2 separate regions of the Homo sapiens genome follow, and region 2 is linked to region 1. Evidence: chromatin loops called from intact Hi-C (ENCODE). Cell type or tissue: pancreas. All regions are shown on one strand. Links, peaks and the distances in the headings refer to the core of each region. The heading gives the core; the rest is flanking DNA.

Region 1 (9,035 bases), core at 737-8,736:
TTGAATGTTAAACATAATTTGAAGGAGTTCTTGAGATAGTTGGTTATGAGACATTCAATGTATTGCTACATTTTACATATATGATATCAGGAAATGTTTGGTGAACATTTGACATAGTTGATCATATGACACTTGGGAAATATTTTGCATGATAGAAGGATAGTATTTTCGTAATGTAAGTTTCAAGCATTGACTGAAAGGGAGAAAATTACACACTTTGCTGTCTCACCCCTTTCTTCAATATTATGCTGGCATGAATGTGAATTCTGCCTAATTATGTTTAAAGTGTAGATCTGGCCTTTGTAAAACCAGAATGTCTTTTGAGACCAAGAGAACATAACATCAGCAACAGCCCAACTCCTACACACAATCCTAAAACCTAGATACAGGGTGGTGCCCAACTTCTGAGGTTTTGAGGCTTCCTGAAGTAGGCCTATCATGTCTGAGTGCTTTTGTCACATGTAAGCCTACAGGTGGTTAGCTGGTTAATCTCTCCCATTTCAAAGCAGTTGGTTAGCAGTACTGGGTGGCATGTATGCATGTCATCAGAGTATAAGAAGTGTTTGAGGGAAGAAATCACATAAAAGCATAGAAACCTGGCTCTGAACAAACTGTGTAGCGTGTTGGGGAACAGTCACATCAGAACTTTAGCTTAACCGAGTTGTTATATGTAAAGTGCTTAGAATGGGGTTTGTATTCAGTGCTTTTTGTGTTTATCATTATCAGTATGTAAAGTGACATATCTTTTTGAAGGCTGTTAGGTCATGCTACCCAGCATGTGAAGACTCAGCAAATATTTGTAATAGCCAATATTTATTTGCCTAACCTCTGTGCCAGGCACTAAGAGTTTTATATGATTTAATTTACTTAGTCCTTCCAACAACCCAGTGGCTAAACAGAGGCATGGAGAGGTTAAGTATCTTCCCAAGGTGACACAGGTTGGTTCTGAAGCCAGAGTCTGGCCCAAGAGTGAGCCCATGTAACCACTGCCCCTTGTTGCTATTGAGCTCATGGTAATTACTGCAAACCAGTGAGAGGTCTTCATAGTATTCCCACGACTATCAGGTGCACATGTCTTGTTTAACCACATCCTCTGGTATTAATACCACCAAGTTATGCTTAAATCTAAGGAGTGGTGGTTAATCCGCATTAAATACAGTCACCTTTTGACATTGAAAGGGTATTCTCTTTTGATACACAACATATGTTTAGGGTGCTAGAGTTTGTGCTAGAGTGTGCTATCTTTCTAATTACTAAAGATACTAAAGTCTTTTTTTTTTTTTTTGAAGCTTACCAGATATGTAGGGCCCCAGGTGGCCCAGAGGGCACTAATTCCCATTGGAGATTCCAGTTCTGCAGTAAATCAGTAAACCTTATCACCTTTCTGATTACCAACATCATATCAACCTGAGATAAATTTTAACTTAAGTTTGTTCTAAATACCACCTGAGTTGCTTCCTAAAATGAACCCTAAATGCAAAGATGTAACTTGTGGCTTATACTTTGTCATTCACATTCCTCAAGGAACTGTGTGTTGCTGCTTCACCATTGTAGTTGATATGTCAAACAAATTATAAACTAAATTAGGAGCTGTTTTAAGTAATGTTTAGAATTATTGTAGATAGATGAAATGTCATTTGACAACTTAGTGCAATGTAATGTTAGGAAAAAATGTTTAAAAACAAGCATGCGTTGAATTGAGAAAGTGCAAGCTTTATTGAAGACACAGGTTACTAATCTGTTTCTCACACTAAACACTGTTTTTGTTATAATTAGTGCTTTTCAGATTCCTTTGAAAATATTAAATATGTAGAGTTTGAATTTTTAAAAAAACTTTAAATATCTAATCGAGTGCTATTCTTCCTTTTAAACGTAGACCTATTTGAAGTTATTTAAACCCAATTTAAAATTAATTGGACAGTCCTAGACTGTCATGTCATTGAGATTCAAAATAAGTGCCTTAATACTTTATGTCTTCTTTGTTAATACTCTATGGTTTGAACTCCGGGTCCATGCCAGAGTGTTTATAGGTGAGATTGTTATGAGGTCTTTCAGGTTCTGCCAGAGATTCAGTTCTCTTGGCCAAATGCCAAGACAGTCTCAAATTTTTACTGTAATTTTTTACTGTAATGGGTTGTATATATCAAGAATCCTCTAAAACATACAGGTTAGAAGTCTTTCATTGGCTGTTGCTTGAACGAAAAAGTGTGTTATCCCTTAGATGAATATGATTATTTTTTATTCTTGCAGTAGCTAATTATGGATGTGTGTGTCTATGTATACGTATGTCAAACCATGCTACTTGAGGGATTCTCTTCCTTTTAGGTAAAGTTAAAAATTATTCACCTGGTGTATTAATGTAATATTTATTGAGTACCAACAGTATGCATAGAGTAATACCTTTATGTGGGAAAAAAGTGTTGGAGAAAAAAGGTTTGTGGATCTTTTATTTATTTCATGTGTATTTTAATGTTGCTGAATATCTGGACCAGTCTCAAAGTTCAAAATTGAATTGCCAGTTGAAAACATGTTAAATGTTAAGAAAGTACTGTTTAACTTAAAGTCTTAGATGGTAGCACAGATAATGAGAATCAGAGCCCCTTGTTTCCTTAAACTGTTTTTGGTTGAGTATGTTTGAAAAGCTGCGTTAACAATTCCTTTCAGGCTTCTAGGACATTACTTAACTGCATTGAAGGAATACATTTAGAGTATCCTAGAAACCTTAAAGAATGAATGTGGCTTTCAGAGTTGTCTAGCATAATCCAAATAGTAGTAGCATGATCACCAAAAGGTATAAAATGGATGAAACCTCTCTTTGATTTTAAAAGGCTTACTGTTCTTGTAAGTTTGTTTCTTGAAGATAATATTGCTTAGTTTTAACTCCACTAAAAGCTGAACCGTTATTGTACAAGATGTATAGGCCTTGGCATATGTTTATATCTTTTTTTTTTTTCTTCTTTTGTATTTTTGAGACAGCTCTCACTATGTTGCCCAGGCTGGTCTCGAACTCCTGGGCTCAAGCCATCCTCCCACCTCAGCCTCCCAGGTAGCTGGGACTACAGGCATGAGCCACAGGCCTGGTTTATATCTTTAAGGTAAGGTTAGATCTAAATTGAGCCTTTACTTGAAGTCAGACTGATCTGCATCAGCACCATATGTTATGTTTACTTTTTTTTTTCTTTCAATGAAAATGGGCCTGAGGAGATTGGTTTGTATACGGTACATAAACTGGCATTTAAGATGACTACCTCTTCAAACAAGGCTACGGTTTTTTTGGATTTTTAGGTTTTTGTTTTGTTTTGTTTTGAGATGGAGTCTCTCTCTGTCATCCAGGCAGGAGGGCAGTGGTGTGACCTCGGCACACTGCAACCTCTGCCTTCTGGGTTCAAGCGATTCTTCTGCCTCAGCCTCCTGAATAGCTGGGATTACAGGCGCCTGCCACCACTACCGGCTCATTTTTGTATTTTTAGTAGAGATGGGGTTTTGCCATGTTGGCCAGGCTGGTCTTGAACTCCTGACCTCAAGTGTTCCTCCCCGCTCGGCTACCCAAAGTGCTGGGGTTACAGGCGTGAGCCACTGCACTCGGCCAAGGCTAAGGTTTTAATCTAGGGTTATGAAACTCAATTTTTTCTGCAGTGGGCATATGCAATTTCCATAGGATAAACATTTCCCTCAACCAGCTAGGAGGTAAAAACACTTCTGAGAAATTTAAGGACAGTAACATAATGTCTTTAAAACCAGTGTCTCAAGAAGTATACTATATTAGTGAAACAATAAAATAACAGTGATCACAGATACGTTAAGGCAAGCAGTGGATTAAGCAGGATAACCTAACTCCAAGTAATATACACGAAATTATTTTTTTAAGCTTCCATACCTCTTTAAATTTATTCTTGTGATTTCTTACTTTCCCCTCCCTCACCAAAGGAAGTGCTCACCTTTTCAGATGGAATGAAAGAGGAGAGTGCTGATGTGAGTGACTCAGCCTGTTTAACTCTGCCTCTGTGGTGGTTTGTTGGTTACCTACTAGAGGAGGTGGAACTCAAACAATGTAAAAGCAATCAGGTTGGAGAAGTGCTGAGTTTTTAGTGTCATGGGAACTCGGTGTATGTCTTTGTCACCATTAGCAGTGTTTCTGTGCAGTTCTTCCACAATGGCTCAGCTCATCCTGAGCAAGGACAGCATTTCTGTTTTCCTTTTCCATTCAATATTCTCATCCTATCATCTTTTGATTTGCTAGAATGACTAAATGCTAGAGCAGAAAGTTGGGTTTACTCATCCTCCTGAAGAAGATAGTTAGGCTTACTTGGTATATCTAAGGAAGTAAATTTGGAAGTCAAGGCCTCCCCAGGGACTTCTAAGAACACTCCACTTTTACGCCCTAGGAAGTTAGAGTGAGCAACTGTTAGCTGCATCGTGACTTCTGTTCTCATTTGTCTTAATACATGACAAAAAAATTCTAGAAGGTCAGCCTTTTAATATCTAAGGAGGTGGTTGGAAAATGGCAATGGTCAGAGCTCAAATGGAGTTGTGATTGGGCATAAGTGCCTTGGATGAGTGGAATGCTTCATTGCCTGAGCTGCACAAATGGGAGGTAGAAAGGGATTTGCAATGAAGTTGATGCATTGTTCGTATTCCTTATTTCCACAGCCAACTTTTTAAAGGTGAAAACAGTGTACCTCTTACCTTGCCTTTCTTTTACAGTTTTTTTATTTTTATTTTTTTTGAGACAGAGTTTTTTACTCTTGTTGCCCAGGCTGGAGTGCAATGGCGCAATTCTCAGCTCACCGCAACATCTACCTCCTGGGCTCAAGGGATTCTCCTGCCTCAGCCTTCCTGAGTATCTGGGATTACAGGCATACGCCACCACGCCCGGCTAATTTTGTATTTTTAGTAGAGATGGGGTTTCTCCATGTTGGTCAGGCTGGTCTCGAACTCCCAACCTCAGGTGATCCACCCGCCTCGGCCTCCCAAAGTGCTGGGATTACAGGTGTGAGCCACCGCGTCCAGCCTTCTTTTACAGTTTTTATTGTCAGAGTTGAGTTCACTTTCCTAAGGGAAGGTAGAATTTTTTTTTTGAGACGGAGTCTCGCACTGTTGCCAGGCTGGAGTGCAGTGGCGTGATCTCGGCTCAATGCAACCTCCGACTCCCTGGTTCAAGTGATTCTGCTGCCTCAGCTTCCCGAGTAGCTGGGTTTACAGGCATGGGCCACCACGCCTGGCTAATTTTTTGTATTTTTAGTAGAGATGGGGTTTCACCATGTTGGCCAGGATGGGAAGGTAGAATTTTTAAGGTGAATTCTATCTGATTGCTTAACATTTTAGCTTTAAATTGGAGATTGCACTAAAAGGAATTTTTTTCTTTCTCCACAACTGTCTGCTTGTTAAATTTCGAATAAAGATTTTCAAAATAGAAGTGTGACAAACCTTACTCAACATTTAATAATTGGGAGCTATTATTTATTAAAGTACACATTATCAATGAATTAGAAATTCATTGCTTTAAAAATACTTGTTTTTTGAAAAACTAGAGCTGCACTAATTTTCATATTAGAATGTTTGATTTTTTTTTTTTTTTTGAGATGGAGTCTCGCTCTGTCGCCCAGGCTGGAGTGCAGTGGCCTGATCTCGGCTCACTGCAAGCTCCGCCTCCTGGGTTCATGCCATTCTCCTGCCTCAGCCTCCCAAGCAGCTGGAACTACAAGCACCCACCACCATGCTCGGCTAATTTTTTATATTTTAGTGGAGACAGGGTTTTACCATGTTAGCCCGGATGGTCTCGATCTCCTGACCTCGTGATCCGTCCGCCTCGGCCTCCCAAAGTTCTGGGATTACAGGTGTGAGCCACTGCGCCTGGCAGAATGTTTGATTTTTTTTTTAAGTGGACATCAAATTTATTTTCAGTTAAAAATGCTGAAAGTAATACATTTTTACTTCATCTGTCATAGTGAATGTTGATAATGATAAAATCTTATTTCTCTAAGCACTTTGCCATAGCTAAATACCTTAGTAAAACATGCGATAGACAAGGGTCCGGTCACTAGCCACAGAAAGGCTGTCACTGTTATAGCAGAATGTAATAGGGAAGGAACATTTTATGCCTCAATAAGAACAGTGTATTTGCTTGAGATAGTAATAACCTCTGAGAAGCTGATTAATTGGTAATCACTTAAGTTAGATGATTTTATATTGTTTGATGTCTTATAATCTAAACGTCCCTGTGCTCTTTTAGAGTGTCTGCCTTGACCAGTCAGCATTTCAGGAGGGATTGTGACTGTCAGTTAAGTGCTTTGAAGAGAGAACCCCTGCTTTGTGTCACACCTGAATGTAACAGGACATACTTCTTGGGGCTGTTTAATTTGGGCTCAAAGGGAAGAGTGCCATCTACTGAATGGCCAGCATCAAGTTGAGCAGCTCCTGTTTTCCTTACAGAACTCAGCCAGTTCCTGGAGAAACCAGGCCCAGCTTCATTTGGAGGATTTGACAGGATCTTAGTACCAAGTGGAATTGTTGCCTGCTTAATTTTAATTATGCTTCCCAGCAGGAGGCCTAAACACATGATGAAGAACTAATTCAGTACTTGTTGGAATGCATGGGAAAAGAGAAACCTGAAGAAGTTGTTGAGCCTTATGTTAAAAACAGCCGAGTAGTGGTGAAATTAAATTAAGTGGTAAAGAAAATTATTTTAATGAGAGCAGTCTTTCAATAGCAGGTCTGGTTGGTTATTGATGGCTCCTGCAGACAATAATGATGTTAAAATCTGCTTGGGCTTAGAATCAGCAAACAAATCATTTGCCTAACTGGAGGTAAGGGTTTTAAGAATACTTGAATACTTCGATTGTTTTTTTCTCCTGCCCTTTTTGTCTCATTTTGTAAGGCAATGATTCCTACTTGAGTGAATTCACTGTTTCAAAGTAGATTTTGTTGTTGTTTTGGTGTATGGTAGTGGTTTCCTGGTTTTTGTTTGTTTTTTCTTTCCCTATTTTCCAAAAACTTACTGTGGTAGCAGCCATGGGTAGAACTGGAGGTAGTAGAACTAGTTACAGGTCAGTGGAGGTTTAAGGTATCTGGAATAGGCTTGTCAAAGCCAGACAAGAAGGAACTTTGAAAATATGAATTGAAAGGAAGCTTTGAAATTGTTGCTATAAAAATACACTTGATTGTTACATATTTATATATATTATATGTAATTACTTAATTAGTAATCATTTTTGTTAGCCTTTAAAACCTGCCAAGGATCATTTTAAGCACTTCACATAAATTATCCAAAGTTTAGTGAAGTAACTTGCCCAAGATCGTACCGTTAACAAAGGGCAGAGCCAAGATTTGAGGTCAGGGCTAATACCCTTAAGCACTATGCTATATACTGCTGATTTATTTATGTTTATTTTTGTTGGTGACTGCACAGAAGAGTTGAACCAAGATTAGAATGATATTTCTGCCTTGGCTGGAAAATACTGATGCTGGGGTTCTTGGTTTCTGTTGTTGTTTTTAAGGAAGTGGTAACATGGGTAAATACGATTGAGAATTCACTAGAATCAGGACGTATACATGAGATGAACTTCCAAATGTTTTCTATTTGATTTTGTCTATGTTAACTTTTGTTCCTTCTGCTATATTTAAAACCACAAGAAAAGTTTACTGAAACATGAAGTGAATTGTTTCACCCTGGGGCGTGTGCTTAAAATATACCCTTCATGGGAAGAGTTACTGAAGAGGTTTTGGCTGGGTTTATTTTTTGTAGGGGAGTGGGGATTTGTTTTTTGTATGTATAATATATACATATTTAGTTTGCTTCCTTCTAAATATTTTTATGTGGTAGTACTTTTCAATATGGCAATAATCATGTCCACAGTACAATAAAATTAAACCATGTGCCATCCTGAGGTCCTAGGGGAAACCAAGTTTTTGTGCATACCAAGTACGTTCTGTATACTGAATAAGTACCATACCTTACGTGTATGTACTAAAACTTCATTGAATCCATGTATTTTTTAAATTAAGAGATATTTAATACCTGACTACTATTATGAGTAATGGTCTTGTTTGTTAACACATTTTGAGCATAAAAGGTATCTTGTTTAAAAAGGTTGGGGATCATTGTTTTGGTATAACCAAAAGCTTCTAAAATTGCAGTTAAATGATGGTTTTGCTGTGTATTCTTAACCCAGTCACCCTTAGGGCTTCTGGTCCTTCTCCTTTATCTGTAAGGAATTATACTTTAATATGTGTCTTCCAGAAAATCCCCATAAGCTATGAGATACATCACTCCTTGAGACTCAGACTTTCCCAGTCAAACATAGGAATGGTCAGCAATAACTAAAACAACAATGCAAAATATGTTACTTGCCAGTGTGTGTGATGAATGCCAGATGACAGATACAGAAAACAAATGCCACAGGTCAACTGGTCAAGAAAAGAGATGGAGTGGGCTGGGTGCAGTGGCTCAACGCCTGTAATCCCAGCACTTTGGGAGGCTGAGGTGGGTGGATTGCCAGAGGTCAGGAGTTCGAGACCAGCATGGTCAACATGATGAAACCCCATCTCTACTAAAAATATAAAAATTAGCCAGGTATGGTGGCAGGCGCCTGTAATCCCAGCTACTTGGGAGGCTGAGGTAGGGGAATCGCTTGAACCTGGGAGGCGGAGGTTGCAGTGAGCTGAGATCACGCCATTGCACTCTAGCCTGGGTGACAAGTGAGACTTTGTCTCAAAAAAAAAAAAAAAAAAAAAAAAAGAGTTGGAGTGGTCAGAAAAGCCCTCATGGGAAAGAAGAACAAGGGTGGACCTTGAAGGAGGAGTTAAGATTTCATTAAGTGGAGAAGATGGAAAGGATTTTGGCCAGAAATTACTGTCCGTGAAAATGATTCTTTTTCTATAGCATGATGGGAGATAGTTTATAATAGTGGTTCACAATATCTTGCCACTATAAGGCATTTAACAGCTACAGCAAAGACTTATTTGTAGCAGTGCCAAGGACTGGCCTCCCTAGGAAATACATTAGAATATGGCAGGAGTGAAGGGAGGGGATGGAG
Region 2 (9,035 bases), core at 1-8,000, 120 kb before region 1:
GGATTCTCAAAAGGGTCCATGACTGCATAAAAGGATTAAGATCCAGGAGTCCTGAGGACCTCTAGGATCCCTGCCCAGATCAGGCCAACTAAGTTTGGGCTAGCCATGCCTGTACCCACCCATCTTCATAAGTGTCCAGTTGCTGTCCATTTGCTTGGCAGCCTGGAGAAAGTAGCGCCCGTCAGTCCACATGGCTGCATGCTCTTCTGTGATGATGGCTGTGCCTGAAGCAGGGGAGAAAAAAAAAAGAAGAAGAAAGGTTTCTAACAACTGCTCAGAAGCTGCACAAAATGACAGTAGACAGGCAAGAGCAGTAAGAGGCATCAGCTCCTAGTGGGGCAGATGGGTCCTTGACTCCAAAGAAACCTCTGGGCAAGAGAAGACCACACTACTGAAAACAAGCTGTGTGTCAAGCTCTGAAAGAACAGTCCTGAGACCCAAGCTACCTGGCACTGGTCCCTGCACAAAAAGGACTCCACTTGCACAGTATGAGTCAAGAACAGAGAATGGAGAACTGTAGACCTATGGCCAAAGTGGTCTCGTATAATCAACAAGACACAGGGAGGGATGGTTCCTGCTCAGCAATTACAGCCACTCCTCTGCTCCACCAGACACCCCAGGGGAGCTGTTTCACCTTTCCTGGAGAAAGACCAAGTGGGCCCTATGAGTGTTCCTGCTGTGGTCACTAGCAGGAAGCTTATGCCTCCTACCTTTATCTGCCCTCCGTTCCCACAGGCCTGGCAGAACTTGGGGTTTTGGCAGAGGTGTCAGCCAAAGCCAATCCTAATGCGCCAACCAACACAAGCACTTACGCCAAAGGAAGCAGCATGCTAACCATGAGGGGAGGGGAGCTCCCACCTTGTCCAGCTTGCTTTAGAGAACAAACCTGAAGTGGGGAGTCCACCCTAAAACTCAAAGGCATAATGGTTTTGAGGAACACCAATGCAGCTTAGAGTTAACCTTTGTTATTTAAGCCAAGAGTGAAAACAGAAACCAAAAGCCAAGCACTTGGGAGAATTATCTGGGACCAATAAGCTAAGAGAGGAGGTTCTGAAACTATATTAAAGTCTCATTTCTTATTTGGGGTGCTAGTAACACAGGTATATTCAGTTTAATTGATAGAACTTTTATATGTATGTTATATTCAATAAAAAGTTCAAAAACTTTTTAAAAATAAAAATTGTTAAAACTTTGAAGCAAAGATACAGAGAGGAATAAAAAGGGTTACTGAAAGGTGACCTTGGGGAGCAGGGAAAGACTGGGAACCCACACCTTTCTGCAGAGAGTCAATGTGGAGCATCTGGTTTGCATTTTCTTTTTGCTTCTATATCACAGGCTGAAACTCGGTTCAGTTATTTTTAGGAGGCGAACAAAGGTGCAGCAAGAACAGAGAAAAAGTAGTGACTCACCCGCAGAGCCATCGAATCCAGAGACAAAAGCCCGCCGACAGTCACATGGAGCAATATACTCACTCTGGAAAACAAAGATGACAACAAAGTGGGCCTCGATCAGTCATGAGCAGACTGTTCTGCCTGCTTAGCCTTGTGCTAGGCTCAGCGGGGACTATGAAGACTGGGGAATCCTTGGCCCCCGCCCTCAAGAAGCCAACAGTCTAGCTGAAAACAACAGATTAGCACACACTGCAGAAGATTGAATTAATTAAGGGCAGAGAGAGCTGTTCCCTTTAGCCTCTATTTCCTCATTAGGAGAACCAAAGCACATCAGGAGAAACAGATAAAAACTGCTCTTTCTTCACTGAGATCTTACTCAAAAATCAAACCAATAATAGCCTTCTCCCCTCCTTGCCACTGACATTTAGGCATCTGTTATTTTTCTGAAAAGTAAGGCTGAATTTCTGTGTTAAGCACCAACAATTCCCTAACTTAAGTTTCTGTAGATACTGACTTGTTTCCAAACTTCCTGTTTGGGTCCTCCTCTGAGGTAGCATCACCAATCTCTCCCATGCAGACCCTGTCCCTTCCTGCTACAGAGTGAGCGGAAACGCTTCATCCAATCCAGGAGGCTTCAGCAAAATAAAATGTCATGTCCAAAACCAAGGTCTTCTCAGCTGATAATCCCCTTGCCTCTGTATGGAAGGGGTTAGGGAGTGAAGAAAGTAAGAAATTCTTACGCGTGGGCAAAGGGTACAAGTCAAAGTGTGCAACTTCTGGTAATAGCCAGTGAGGCACAGAGAGTTTAAGTAACTTGCCCCAAATCACACAGCTAATTAAGTAGCAGAGGCAGGATTTGAACCTAAGCAGTCAACTCCAGAGTCTGGACTCTGAAGCCCTATGCCAGGCTGCCAATGCATGACACTTTATCTCTCGCCCTCATCACTCTCTAGGATAAGACCAATAGCAAATGAGAAAACTGAGGTTCAAAGAGAGAATCTTTAAGTAAGCTGCCCACTTACAAGTTAATAGTAGGTCAGGATCCAAAGCCAGGCCTGCCTGAGTACAGAGCTGCTGCTCCTTCTGCAGTTACCAGGATTCTCCCAAGCCAAAGGACCTGGCAAGGTTAAGAAAGTTTAGGGTGGGGAATGGGGCTGCTGGCCAGACCCAAGGCATTTTTAGGACAGTCAACATGATGTAGGGGGAAAAGGCCCTCATGTTCCTTTCCTGCTATATGGTTAAGAACTACCCCTTTCAGCCAGGCACAGTGGCTCATGCCTGTAATCCTAGCACTTTGGGCGGCTGAGGTGGGAGGACTGCTTGAGCCCAGGAACTCGAGACCAGCCTGGGAGCATGGTGAAACCTCATGTCTACAAAAAATACAATAATTAGCCAGGCATGGTGGCACGTGCCTGTAGTCCCAGCTATTTAGGAGGCTGAGGTGGGAGGATAATCTGAGCCCGGGAGGTTGAGGCTGCACAGTGAGGCATGATTGTGCCACTGTATTCCAGCCTAGGCAACAGAGTGAGACCTTGTCTCAAAAAATTAAAACAAAAATTAAAAAAAAAAAAAAAAAGGACTGCCTCTTTCACCAAGGCACCGGCAATCACAGCCTCAAACCAGCCTCCAGGGAGATACTAGAAGGGCCAGCATAGAGAACCACAATGGCAGGATAAAGCAGCTCTGGGCCACCTGCCCACTAGCCCAGGCCCAGCTGCATAGTCTGCAACAAGTCCTGGCAGCTCTCTCAGCCTCATTTCCTCATCTCTAAGACAGGTCATTTCAGATTGCTAAATGCAACAGCAAGCACGTTTTATTCCTAAAGCATAAAGAACATTCGGTCAACAGCACTAAGGAAATAGAAAGAAATGGCCACCAGCATCGTTTAGGAACTGCAGAATCCTCACTTGTTTATTAACCGAGTAATTACTGTGTGCAAGACTTTTTATTAAAAAGTAACAACGGGGGGAAGGGTGGCCCACACATCTCCTAGGACTCTTGTGAGAAACAGTAAGTTAATGTCTTTCAAAACTCACCAGAAACTTGAAAGTGCTGCACATATGCAATGGAAGAGATATTATTAATCTCTTCTTCCTAAACAGTGAGAAGACATCTAAGGGGCTGGGAAAACTAAGTTAAAAATAACTCTTGTGCTAAAAATCACTGCGCACAATGGGGAATACACAGTGAGGGCACTCTCCACCAACATGACGCCACAGGCTTGGGGCTCTTCCACCCGTGACACAGGGTGAAGATACTGGCAAAGACTGGCAGAGAATGCAGTGCAGGTCTGAGCCCGGCTGGACTCTTCCATTCAGGGACATAGTACTCTAGGGATGCCCCACCCCTTTCTGGGCAAGCTTGGGAGAGATGGAAGATCCGCAGGGTTTACCTAGACTTCTCCATCAGCAAAGGCAAGGAAAGAGTTCCTCCAAAGGGAGGTGGAATTAACAGCAAATGGACATGTTTAGTTTGGGATGGAGACAAGGTCTGGGGTAAGAATGTCCAGACATGACCTAAGTGGTCAACATTCCAGAAAGACATTGCTAAGCAAGGCTGGCCACAGCCTCACCTCCACACTGACAGGCTATGCAGAAGCCAGACAAGCACTGGGCCCAGGGCTGTCACTCTCCTTCTCCCAGGCATGAAGCTGGCAACGCCCAGGGGCGGTCTCCTTAGAACACAGCATAGGGCCTAAAATAAACCAAAGCTGTAGCATGCTAGGAAAAAGGCACAAAGAAGCACAGCTGCTGGCTTTTTCTCAAAACCACCCACTTCTCTCCATTTCTAATAGCAGCACTCAGTCCAAGCCTCCATCATCTCTACCTGGACTACCGCCCCTACAATCCACTCTGCACATACACTCAGAGTGAGCTTTTCCAAATATCTAAGATCATGTTAGCAACCTCCTTAAAACCCTCCAATGGCTTCCTATTATATTTAAGATAAAATCCAAACTCTGGCCCAGTCAAGGTACCAGCTGATCTGACTTTGCCAGTCCTCTTGCAGCTCTGCTCCCATTCACCATGCTCCAGACACACCCACCTCCTTTCTGCTCTTTGCATATCCTGAGCTCATTCCTGCCTCAAGGCCTTGGCACATGTGCTTCCTTGTGCCTATAAAAGTATTTCTGATCATGGTATGGCTAGGTCCTTCTCATCATTACATTTGAGATCAAATATCACCTCTACAGAGAGGCCTACCTGTACTACCCAGCTATAATAGCCACCTGGCCACTTTTAAGTCTCTGTATAGCACACACATACTCTAGATATTTGTCTTTTTTTTTTTTTTTTTCTTTTGGAGACAGGATCGCCTTCTGTTACCCTAGCTAGAGTGTGGTGACACAATTATGGCTCATTGTATCCTTGACCTGTCAGGTTCAAGCAATCCTCCCACCTCAATCTTCTCAATAGCTGGGACTACAGCAGGCACACACCTTTTTTTTTTTTTTTTTTGTAGAAACGGGGTTTTACCACGTTGCCAGGCTGGCCTTGAACTTCTGGGCTCAAGTGATCAGCCTGCCTCAGCCTCCCAAAGTGCTAGGATTACAGGCAAGAGCCACCATGCTGGGCAATGTTTCTCTTCTTAATGAACTTTTTATATGTTTATTGTCTTGTTCCTCAACCCCCATCTTAACCCCAAGCATATAAGTTCCATGAGATCAGGGTATCTGTCCTGTCCCTGCACTCAGCACAGGTGACTAGATCCTCAACCCACATTTGTATTATAAATGAACAAGCAGAAAGAGACATGAAGCTTTTCCCTACATCCAGTTAAAACCTCAACCATATCTACGAAGATGGACGAAGGGACCATGAGCCAAGGAATGCAGGTGGCCTCCAGAAACTGGAAAAGGCAAGGAAATGGACTCTCCCTGGAGCCTGCAGAAGTAACATAGCCCTGCTGACCCATTTTAGACTTCAGACTTCCAGAACCATAAGAGAATAAATTTGTTTTAAGTCACTGTGGTAATTTGTTATAGCAGTGATAGGAAACTAATACATTATCTAATGGGGAAAAGATCGTAAGGGATTATAAATGGGGTTTCAAATTCAAATACCTCAGGGTACAGGACAAAGGATATCTTTTCTAAAGACAGCAGCTCCTACTCAGCTCTGATTTCTGAAATGCAGGCCACATGTTGCTAACCTTCAATATTTCAGAAGAAGCCAGAAATATGGGTTCATGAGAAATTACCCAATTTTTAAATGTTGGCATCTAATTCCAACAATATAAACAATACATAGCCAAATAAAGCATCTGTAAACTACAAAAAAAAAAAAAGCTAGTCATCTCTCAAAAATCTGGTTCAAGTGCTCCCTTTTCCATGAAGCTTCCTGACCCACTTCAGCTTTCAGAGGCTCCCACATTTCTGAATTTTACAGGACCATCCATGTTGGCACTTATCCATACCCTACCTTGGATAATGCTGACAAATAATGTTAGCTAAGATTATTTAGTCTGTATTGTTTATTATTGTCTCAACACCTACTAGTCAATAACTGTATTCATTTCCTCTCATTCTAATCCTCACAGCAGCCCTGGAAGGTATCATCCCTCGCTAATCTACAGATGAAAAAAATGAAGCTTAGAGAAATAACTAACTTCCCCAAGGTAACACCACAGTAAATGGCAGAACCAAGATCTGAACTCAGGTCTGACTTTTTTTTTTTTTAAGATGGGGTCTTGCTTTGTCGCCTGGGCTGGAGTGCAGTGGCGCAATCTAGGCTCACTACAACCTCCACCTCCCAGGTTCACGCGATTCTCATGCCTCAGTCTCCCAAGTAGCTGGGATTACAGGCGCCCACCACCACACCCAGCTAATTTTGGTATTTTTAGTAGAGACAGGGTTTTGCCATGTTGGTCAGGCTGGTCTCGAACTCCTGACCTCAAGTGATCCGCCTGCCTCGACCTCCCAAAGTGCTGGGATTATGGACATGAGCCACTGCACCCAGCCTCAGGTCTGACTTTCGAAAGCCCATACCCTTGCAAGCTGCCAAGCAACCTCTTCTACTTTTGTACAGAAGTTGTACACATCTAGTCTCACAATTGGATTATAAATTCTGAGGGAACAAGGAATACGAGGTGTATGCTGCACTTACCTCTACTTTCATCAGCCACAGAATAGACATCTCCTACAACCAGCAGTTAGAACTCTGTTCAAGCCTGGTTCCCCACTTACTAGCTGGGTGAACCTGGGGCTCAACTTCCTCATCTGTAAAATGGGGATGAACATAATGCCCACCTTGAAGGGTTGAGGTGTGACATAAAGCAATTAGCGCATGCCGAACATCTGATGAACTGCAGCACTTATTGCTATGAACTGCACCGAGCTTGACTCTATAGCAAACATAAGAAACTATCTTCTCGAAGTGGACAATCGGCAATAGTAGACAGATATTCCATGAAATATTAACACTAATAAACAGCCATATAAACGATGCTGAACATGCAGTGTGGTATTTGCTATAGTTTAAAGGATGCTCAGATGTGCCTTAGATCCATCAGACCAAGCTCAGAGGTTTGACTGGGCCACCAAGGATAGGCGAAGAGAGCAGGAAAACAGTCCAGAGGGAAAGGTGTGACAAGGCCCAGAAGCAAGAGGCAAGAGGCCTGTCATGAGGCGACACCCAATTAGCCTAATGGCAGGGGCAAGAAGTTCAAGGGAGCAGCTGCAGAGATTTCTGTAAAGGCCGTCTGAAGACAAATAGTCAAAGACCTCAAACACCAGACTAAGAGGCTTGAACTTTATCCTGCAAGTTCTAGAGAGACACTAAAAGTTGAAGAGAGGGTGGTGACATGACCAGAGCTGGGTTTTAAGAAGAGGGATCAACATGGCTGGTCACATGCCGATGGAACTTGCCAAGTAAAGCTGACAGCTGACTGCCAAGATAAGCATGACTAAAGTTACTAGAGTCCACATTAGCGTGACATCTTTCCCCTTCCCTGACCCTCTTCTCCCATCAGCCATGAGCTTGGCACTGTGCCTCAAATATACAAGGTTCTCAAGAAAATTGAAACTGAATGAATAAATGGCCATCGGTCCACAGGAAGTACCAAAAGTTAGACTGTGAATGGAGATGTGGACTCCTTGTTTCCAAATATAAGTTATTGGCATTTTTTTCTCTCCTAAATGAAACCAAGTCAGGGTATGTGGGAAAAACTGACAGTTGTCCAAAGATTTGTGCTCCTTCCTTAGTGTAGAAGAGTCACTGGAAAGTAGCTGCCCAGCCAGGCCTTCATTCCCATGCCTCATTACATTGAGGTGAGGTCACATGACTTATTCTTACCAATGAAATGTGGGTGAGAGGTGATACCTGGGTCGGGGCTCTAACAAATGAGTGTGCCCTGTCCATACTCTGTCCCCTTCCACCAGCTAAAATGGTGGTACTATGGGATGGAAGAGCCTAGATCCCTGAATCACTTTCCCTCAAGGTAGAGGGAAGTCCCCCACCAACCAGGAACACCCACTCTATACTGCTACATGAAATAAGAAATAAGGCTTTACAATACCAGGCCACTGAAACTTCGAGATGTGTTACCACAGCTAGCATTATTCTAACACAACAGATAAAATCACTGTGGGATAAAAATCATTAACCCCACCCCAAGAGAAAGCCTGTTTATGAAATACAAAACAAAACAGGAAGCTGACTCCAGGAGAATGGAGTAGGGTCCAAAGAGTTTAGGAAAATCTGAATCATGTCTTCCAGGAGGAGGAACCACAAACAAAGCCAAAAATTCACATTGGCAGAGTCAGTCCCTGACAAAACATCACCCTTTGACTAAGCCAAGCCCAACAACATAATATGGGGTCTACGGATGAGGAGGATGAGGAATCAAGATTTCTAAAAGGCAGTGCTGGCACAGCTCTGACTCCAACCAAGGATTCTCCTGCTTTGAGGCAAGTGGTGCCCACGAATCCCAATATACGACTAGGATGGTACATGAAAGTATCCAGATTACCAGAGAGAACAGACGATTCCTTGCTATAAAAGTCCCCCAGGGCCCAAGCTCATTAATACAACAACCCTAATACCACAACCCTTGCTCTGAGTTTAAAAAGAAGAAACCCTTAGAGTTGCAGAGGACAGAGAGAAGCAGACCACTGCAGTGCCAAGTCCTTGCGTAATTATGCATTTGAGGTACGTTTTCTCTCTTGCAGGGAACAGCGTGTGGGTGTGTATATTTGTGTTTTGGAAAGTACACAAAGGACAGAATTCAAGATTCCCCTTCACTTCTCCAACACCCTCCCCTCCCCAGCCGTAGGAGAAACTCCATCAACCCAGAATCTACCCTGAAATGAAACAATTAGGAACAAGAGCCACAGGGAACAGCAGCCTCTCTATTACTGAGGAGGCTACTATGGCAGGTCACACATGAAGCCAGCCCTTCCTTCTTGTTCTCACAATCACAGCAAGGATCCAGAGTCCCACTTAACAGAGTCGCCCCAACTATGTGGCTCTTCTCCACAGGAACTAAAACAAGGAACCCATTTCCTTCTGTTGATGGCACCACAAACACTCCCAGGCTTCAAACCTTCCCAATCCCCTCTACCACCTGCCTGCAAGGTCCACATTTAATCCAGGTTGTACTACTTCTCCAAATCCTACCCCTCCTCTCCGCTCCTAACCCCAGTAC

The links. Peaks named below come from ENCODE experiments on the same cell type or tissue, not always from the same donor. Only the 100,000 strongest peaks of a DNase experiment are listed, where the experiment ranks them.
Region 2: it touches region 1 in a loop (2.8-fold over the local background); 80 of 110 quality-filtered maps call a loop at or near these places.

What each region holds. Positions count from the first base shown.
Region 1 is chr10:110,009,815-110,018,849 of GRCh38, forward strand. The region is part of intron 1 of ADD3 (adducin 3); the gene reads left to right. Among named protein-coding and RNA genes, the nearest start is that of ADD3-AS1, 6.0 kb to the left of the region's middle. RefSeq lists enhancers at 4,085-4,144, 4,565-5,370. In pancreas, for the core only: no CTCF peak of the experiment used is centred there; no DNase peak of the experiment used is centred there; H3K27ac peaks cover 2,122 bases.
Region 2 is chr10:109,891,603-109,900,637 of GRCh38, forward strand. XPNPEP1 (X-prolyl aminopeptidase 1) reads right to left here. Exons shown (of 21, transcript NM_020383.4): 4 at 1,410-1,473; 5 at 120-224. Among named protein-coding and RNA genes, the nearest start is that of XPNPEP1, 27 kb to the right of the region's middle. RefSeq lists an enhancer at 527-586. In pancreas, for the core only: no CTCF peak of the experiment used is centred there; a DNase peak (open chromatin) is centred at 3,071; H3K27ac peaks cover 5,213 bases.